Regions from separate parts of the Homo sapiens genome. Here region 1 is linked to region 2. Evidence: chromatin loops called from intact Hi-C (ENCODE). Cell type or tissue: B cell. All regions are shown on one strand. Links, peaks and the distances in the headings refer to the core of each region. The heading gives the core; the rest is flanking DNA.

Region 1 (3,355 bases), core at 1-2,500, 300 kb before region 2:
GGATTCTCTTGGACAACGTTCCCAGAGAATTCATAAGCCCATTACTTTGGAAAGTATTGCCTTAGGACAGTGGTGGTCAAAGCATGCTTTCTGGGCCAGCAACAAGCTCGTTAAAAATGCAAGATTTCGGGCCACATTCCGGAACTACTGAACGAGAAACTGAGGACGGAGCCCAACAATCTGTGTTTTAGCAAGTCCCTCGACTCATTCTTAAGTACCTAAAAAGTTTGAGAACCACAGGTAAAAACTTACTGACATAATTAAGCTCTACGTGGCAAGAGGACCTGAAATTCAACAAAGATAGGGTACTAAGGGGAAAGCCATATGAAAAACAACAAAATACGCTACATAAACCCCAAGGAAACTTCCAGTAATTCTCTATCACTTAAAACATCACTTTTTTCCTTTCTCACTTTTCTCCTATTATCAGAGGCCACACCAGCTGGAAAAGAGCACGCACTACATGGAGAGCCAGGAGCCCTGAATTCTCCTCCCGGAAGTACCATTTACAGATGTTGTGACCTTAAACAAGTCACTTCATCTCTCTGGAACTGTTTTTATCATCTTTAAACGATTAGAAGGTGTGGAATGGACGGTTTCTCAGATGCTTTCCAGTCCTGACAGTCCATGATTTCTACATTCCATGTCTATTCCACGCTTCTTTCTTCCTCAGGTCGGGGCTTACACACAGGCAGGGGGTGTCGCCTGGGACTCCTCTTTACAAGCCATCGGGACTCAGATAGATAAGCCCTATTTCCCAAGCATTCCTGATATTCTACGGACGTCTCATTTTTGGAGAGGGGGCGAGGAGCAGGAGCGAGGAGACAGCTGCCTGGTCTGTGTGGGTGGAGAGTGACACAAACCCGGCGGGAGTGTCCGTGGTTGCCGAGGGCTACTTAAGGCAAGCTCGGGTGCAAGCGCCTCACCTGGGAAGGCCCACCCGCCCACCCTCCGATCCGGCGCGCCCAACCTGCTCCAGAGTGAGGAGAAGGAACTCCTGGGACAGCAGCTCCGGGTGCAGCAGCAGTTCCGAGTCCGTGCAGCTGCGACCGCCCACATCCCCCGCCATGGTCGTCGCCAGGAGACCCCAGTCGGCTACCCACAAAGCCCCGCGAAGGAAGCGTTGCGGAAGTGACGTACTCGGGCGGAGACTCGCGTGTGTCGTCACTCTGAGTCGCCGCATGCCGGGCTCCTTCTCTCGCTGCTGGTTCGGGTGTTGGGGCCTGGTCCCGCTTGCAAAAGCTCCCACGGACCAGAGAAAAGAGGAGGATGTCAGACGTAGAAACAAATGGCGTGTCAAGTTTCGCAGGAAGAGAGGGAAGAGTGAAGCTCCGGGAGCCAGCCACGATTAGTCGCGCCTTCTGTGACGTCCAATGGCAGAGGTCAAAGGGATTCCTGGGGCAACCTCGAGGGAAAGAATTCTGGCTCCGAGGGCCGGTGTACAGTGCTTTAAATATGGCAGTGGTTATGTGTGAAATTATCGTGTTTTTCTGTTTAACCTGTTTCTTGTCTCTTCATCGCCTTTCTATATAATGTAAGACCAGAGGCTTTATGTAGTGAATTCCCTGTAACCCCGGCTGCTTGGACAGATAGGTATTCAAGTATTTGTTTCTTGAAGTAATCCTCTGAATTAACTTGCTCACATGTAAAAAATAATAACGGGCTGGGAAACGCCAGTAATAGCCGCCAAACGTTTGTTAGACATTTACAGTGTGCCAGGGACTGCATTTTACGTGTATTATCACATTCCTCAGAACAGCCTAATGAGGTATATATTACTAGAATGCCTATTTTTCAGATGAGGAAACTGATGCATAGAAAGGATAATTTACTCAAGAGCGAGGAAGTAGCAAGCATAAAATCCAAGTACATTTTTTTCTGCATGTATTAATAGGTACAATGAAGTAACTTTTTAAATTGCTGTAGGTATCAATCATAGTCTTAATTCCCAGTAATTCACTTACTAAGAAATATTTTCTGCTTCTCTTTCATCATTCATGGGAGAGATACATATCCCTAAATATTTTGCACATTTAAAACTTAAACTTGGGTATGGTGGCTTATGCCTGTAATCACGGCGTTTTGGGAGGCTCAGGTGGGAGGATTGCTTGAGTCCAGGAGTTCCAGGCCAGCCTGGGCCACATAGTAAGACCCCGTATCTACAAAAAATAAAAAAAAAATTAACCGGGCATGGTAGTGTCTCTGTAGTACTAGCTACTCGGGAGGCTGAGGTGGTAGGATCACTGGCGCCCAGCAATTCCAGCCTGCAGTTAGGATTACCACACTGCACTTCAGCCTGAGCGGCAGAATGGGACCATGTCTGAAAAAATAAATAAAAAATAAAACTTGCAGGTATGTTCTGAATGTTTATTGTATGCATCCTCTATGAGGTATCATTTTATTGGAAATTATTGCATTGTCTACAAAAATATGAAGAACTCTGAAGATGCCAAAAGATAAACCGTGAAAGAGTACTAGAAGTGAGCTCCTCAAAAAGATAAAGCTGAGAAGTGTTTCCCAATTTTTCTTACTCATTTATGTATGTAATACTTTATGTCTAGAAACTGAATTTCAGAGCTGGGAGGGAACTTAAAAGTTAGTCCAGTTCTTTCATGTTAGTGCCAAGAAAGCTGATCAGAAAGAGATTAAATGACTTGCCCAAAATTGAATAGTCTTAAATCTGAGCTGAGGCAGGCGTCTGAATGTCTTAAATTGGAGTTAAATGTATTAGCGTCATAGTATTAACATCATCATATTCCATATCTCTCAAATCTGATTTGATTTTCATTACAATAGAGAAATAAGTGTGATTAGTATTATCCCCATTTCCTTCACCGGGAGGCACATTGTTTTAGTATCAAAAGCAGCTACCTTGGGAGAATCCGGGGCTAGAAACCTGACTTCATTTCAAGTTTTACTCTTGTTGCACCAAAACCTTGGGTGAGTTAGTTTCTCAGCCTCAGTCCCCTCATCAGGAAAATGCTGTGTTAGCACTTTCTGTGAAGAATGATCAAAGGAGTGGAGATTATGGAGATTATAAACACACTTGACACAGTAAGTGTTTAAGAACTGGTAGCTGATTTTTACAAAGTTATGGGTCATAGAAGGCAGTTTAGAGAAAAGGGCAGGCTTTGGAGTAGCTCAGTTGTATTATAACCTTGGCTTCTTTACTCACCTAGGACATACATTCTCTCTTTAGCTGTAGCTTCCTCCCTTCTGAGATGGAAATTATAAGCCATCTCACAGTGTTGTGAGGATTGGAGCTCAAGTGTGTAAAATGCCTCCTCTGTGGGCTCTCCTTGGAGAGTTCTTGTATCCTATTGATTGTCATCAAAGGAAAAAAGTGGCAGGATGA
Region 2 (4,494 bases), core at 883-3,382:
CTAGTATACATTTACATATATAAACAAAATGCAAAAATACTCTGCATGAAATGCACTTTATTATTATTCTATTCTCCCACACCCTTCAAGTTTTCTGTAACCTCTGAAGAGATTTTGTAATTAAGGAAATTAAAAGTGGAACAAACAAAAGACCAGGTATAGTGTTTTGTCACTCATTAAGTGATTAAAATTTTTATTATTTTATAAAACATGGGCTACCAAGAGAAATCTATCTATTAATGTTGGAGGCAGAAGTGAAAAAATGTTAATGTTTAAGACAGATAAGCTCTGCACCACGATAAAAAAAAAAGCTTTATCAATGTCTTTAGGTATATGTATGCAATCATAAGAATCTAAAGGGGGGTCAGCTAAGTGTTTCAGTTATATCTGAGCTGTACTTAATGTGGTAAAATATATGCTGTAGTAGTATTCAGGAATCTGGGGATTCAGCCATTTCAGGACCATCCCTTAAGAGTGCTAAGGGTGGATACTATCTTGTAATTGTTTGACTTTAAATTGTTTACTTCACAGTGCCTGGCTCAGGTAAAGTGCTCAGTAAACATTTGCCATATGGGGGAAAGAGGTTGTTTCAAGAATGGTCAAGGAGATGAAAATTAAAGTAACAGGAGAAATCATTCTTCATCCATTTTACTAAACCAGTACTTAAGAACTAGACCAGATGTTTACTGAAACTTTATTAGTGCAAAGAAAGTAGAAACAAAGCAAATGTCCATCAATTGTTACATTAACTTTGATATATTCTTATCATGGAATAGTATGCAGCAGTTAAAAATGCTTTTAAAAACATAATAGGGGACCCTGAAGGATTTCTACTTTACAATATACTGCATATGTACAAGAGAAAAGCAGAAAGTAAAATGCAATCAAATATGGTACCATTTTTTGTAAAGTACACCTGTGCATGTATGTTTATGCATGATTATAAGAACATGGAAAAAACATAGAAGAATAGATACCAGGAGGGACAGAAAGTTAGCCATCCCCCAATACATACATTAAATGTCAACAATAAAAATACTCTGTATGATATAGTCCCTCTCATAATCATGCGTATGTAGCAAAGATATACTCAAAGAGATGCATGAAAAAATAAAAATTTCTAGCACATTTTCCAGTAAGAAAAAAAAAAAAAACAAATGTCCACATGAATAGATAGAATGGACTGGTTGATCTAGATTAAAATATAAAGGAAAGAACATACAAAAAGATGTTTTTTTTTTTAAATATAGTTTTTAAAGTATGGTATTTGACTTTCCTGCAATAATTGGTACTTGTTATCACTCTCCCTCCTTGAAACATTCACCTGTTTTCCATGACACCACACTGGCTGGTTTCTCTCCTGCTTCTTTGGTCCCTCATTCTCAATCTCTTGAGGCCTCTTATTTCTTATTTGTCCTTCAGGGCCCTGTCCCTCTGCCTACTCCTCAGTACACTCTCCCTAGGTAATTTAATTTGTTTACAAGGCCTCAGTTACCATTTACAAGGTAACAGGGCATTTCGAAATCAGTTCTCCTCCTGAGCTATACACTTGACTATCCGTAGACCTACTGGAAATCCCAGATGCCTAAAAACATAATCCCATACTAAACTCGTTTCTTCCCTCTCAAATCTTTTTCCTGCTCTGAGATCGCATGTCAGTAAACTGGCATCATCAGCCATCCAGCTGTTGACTCCCCACTTCTCCCTGGATTAAACGAAACGTACAAGTTCTGGCCTGCATCTTTCCATAGAGGGGGATTCGGGAAAATTAAGAAGCCAGAAATTGCGCATATTGAAGGCACTTTCAAAAAGTCACTGTCCTCTACACAACGTGACTTTCTCCATTGTCTTCCAGGCACCTGCAGGAATCCAATTCCCATCATTCTTCTCTGGCGCGGCCCTCCTCCTCCCTAGACAGCAGGGCAGGGTAGGACTGGACCCAACACAGACCTAGGCACCGACCCTTACTTAGCTCAGCAGCCAAATGAAGGAGGAGGTCGCTCCACTTCTACCTTCAGGTAAGTTCCCCTCGCTGCACCCCGCAAAAAAACAAGTAACAACCTCTAGAGCGGCTACTGCACGCCAATACCCACCTCCTCCCCCCCAACCTCAGACCTCCACTAAATACCTAAGATCCTAGAGTCCCTGCCTGAAGGCACGCGAGACGCTGGGGGAAGGTGTCCGCGCTGGCTCCACATCCTCGCGCGGCAGAGGTAAGCCGCTTCCAGTCTTCCCAGGCCTTACCTGGGATCTGACATTTGTTTGCAACTCAGGGGCCGCGGTTTTCCAGAGGCCTTGCTTCCGGGCGAGGCTACCCCTACCCCAGAGAAGAAGCCGGTACGAAACTGCTCCGCCGTAGGACACACAGGGCGCCGCCATGTTAGCTGTGGGAGCTCCAGGACCGGAGGGGTGAGGGGGCGGGGCCTAGAGACGGCGCAGGCGCTAATGGCGCGGGGTTCCAGAGGCTGTCCTGTGCAAGAGCTTCTCGGGCCTTTGGATCAGGGGGCGTGTCCCGCGATCCGCGACAGCTCGTCGCTGATTGGGTGCATGGTGTCCGCGGGGCGTATCCGACTCCACCCCTGCTCGGTGTCGACCTCAAGAAGGATCGCTGGTGGGTCGTTTTTCTCGGCCTCTTTCTCTTCACGTCCTGAACTCAGTCTCTTCGGGACTCACTTCCACGCTCTCCTAGTCTCTTTGGCACTCACATCCACGTGGCGCTTTAGCCAGCCCTTCCTTCCCAGCCCCCTTGCTGCACCTCGAGCCGGCTCTTCCTCCACCTGGGCAGGGCGGCCGGGGCCCCAGATGCGCTCCAAGCCTTGATTCCTGTCTGCCTTATCCTAGTAGGGGTTTTCCCCTCCTCTAACTTTCCACGTTCGTCTGGTTCCAAGTCAAGACTCTCCTGCAGCAACTGTCAAGCCCCTCTCGGTTCCCTGGCACTCTCCTGCGTTGTTTCTTAACTGTATAATGCACAGGATAAACCTTAAACCGGTAAGGTCAAACACTACCTTTCTCGTTTTTGCACGCCCCTCCCTAAGCGTTGGTACTAAGCCTTACTTGAAACCCAATCAGAACTGATTAATTGTTGAATAGAGATGAGTATGTCTTGCTTTCTGAAACTTGCGTGCTCCTGGCAGTTAACTCCCAGGTTGCTTTCTACGAAACACATACTAAATGATGTAGTAACGCACTTTAAAAGGGTTTACACACACTTAGATTTGAAGGGTCAGTAAAAGTAAAACACACAGAAAATCTGAGATCATACAAAGTTGTCAAGCAAATAAATGCCGTCTACTATCACCATCATTTCACGAAACAGAACTTTTTAGCATTAAAAAGGTAGAATGGCAGAATTTCACAATAAAGAAAAATCTTTTAAATGGAATACATTTACTTGTATAAAATGCTCATCCTGTTGTTCTTTTTGTTATTAGCTTTTAGACTAGCAAAAGATATCTTGAGAAATTGGCAGAGGTCGGAGGACTAAACTCTGATTTTTTTATCTTGCCCAAGATTCCTATCTACAGGATTTGGGGAGTCATGCCCTACAAATCATAAATTCTTATTAGATGGGTTTTACTTAACCCTATATATGGTGACTTACTTTCCAACCTGACTCTGGCATAACATTACAAGACAAGGAAGAAAATCAAAATATTTTACCCCAAAACATGTTTCTTTGCCATATCTTGAAATGGCCCTGCAAAGCTGTCCTTGGAGGGGTGGGATATGCATCTGTAAAGAATCTGTATTAACATAGCTAGATCTTTTTCTTCCAGACCCTCCCAATCCTAAAGAGATTAACTAAGATCTGAATAGGAAACATTTGTCATCCATTGTCTCTAAGGGCAGCCACTGTAAGACTTACAGAGAACTTTGGTCTCCACAATCTTTATCTTAAACTGAACATTCCCTTTCTATCAGTCCCAGGTCTTTCTGGACCAAACCAATGTATTTCTTAAATGTGTTTGATTGATGTCTCATGCCTCCCTAAAATGTATAAAATCAAGTTGCGCCCTGACCACCTTGGGCACAAATTCTCAGGACCTGCTGAGGACTGTGTCATGGGCCATGATCACTCATATTTGTCTCAGAATAAATCTCTTCAAAATATTTTACAGAGTTCGACTCTTTTTGTCAACGGATGGATAAACTAGCATTTGGGAATCAAGACTTTATTTATTTATTTATTTTATTTATTTTGAGATGGAAGTTCGCTCTTGTCGTCCAGGCTGCAGTGCAGTGATGTGATCTCGGCTCACTGCACCTTCTGCCTCCCGGGTTCAAGCGATTCTCCTGCCTCAGCCTCCCGAGTAGCTGGGATTATAGGTGCCCACCACCATGCCCAGCTAATTTTTGTGTTTTTAGTAGAGACAGGGTTTCGCCGTGTTGGCCAGGCTGGTCTTGAACTCCTGACCTCAGGTGATCTGCCCGCCTTGGTCTCCCAAAGTGCTAGGATTACAGACGTGAGCCACCGCTTGCAGCAGAGAACCAAGA

The links. Peaks named below come from ENCODE experiments on the same cell type or tissue, not always from the same donor. Only the 100,000 strongest peaks of a DNase experiment are listed, where the experiment ranks them.
Region 1: a loop joins it to region 2, with 16 times the contacts of the local background. A loop is called at or near these places in 7 of 110 quality-filtered maps.

Annotation. Positions count from the first base shown.
Region 1 is chr2:105,335,302-105,338,656 of GRCh38, reverse strand. It overlaps C2orf49 (chromosome 2 open reading frame 49), which reads right to left and starts at 1,117. Exons shown (of 4, transcript NM_024093.3): 1 at 971-1,117. The coding sequence starts at 1,069. C2orf49-DT (C2orf49 divergent transcript) reads left to right here and starts at 1,164. Exons shown (of 2, transcript NR_187479.1): 1 at 1,164-3,355. RefSeq lists enhancers at 1,025-1,074, 1,085-1,474. In B cell, for the core only: no CTCF peak of the experiment used is centred there; a DNase peak (open chromatin) is centred at 1,246; H3K4me3 peaks cover 2,262 bases; H3K27ac peaks cover 2,231 bases.
Region 2 is chr2:105,035,978-105,040,471 of GRCh38, reverse strand. It overlaps MRPS9 (mitochondrial ribosomal protein S9), which reads right to left and starts at 2,403. Exons shown (of 11, transcript NM_182640.3): 1 at 2,245-2,403. The coding sequence starts at 2,379. It overlaps MRPS9-AS2 (MRPS9 antisense RNA 2), which reads left to right and starts at 1,976. Exons shown (of 3, transcript NR_110603.1): 1 at 1,976-2,018. RefSeq lists enhancers at 1,421-2,363, 2,117-2,446, 2,617-2,666, 2,717-2,766, 2,787-2,996. In B cell, for the core only: no CTCF peak of the experiment used is centred there; a DNase peak (open chromatin) is centred at 2,441; H3K4me3 peaks cover 1,824 bases; H3K27ac peaks cover 1,839 bases.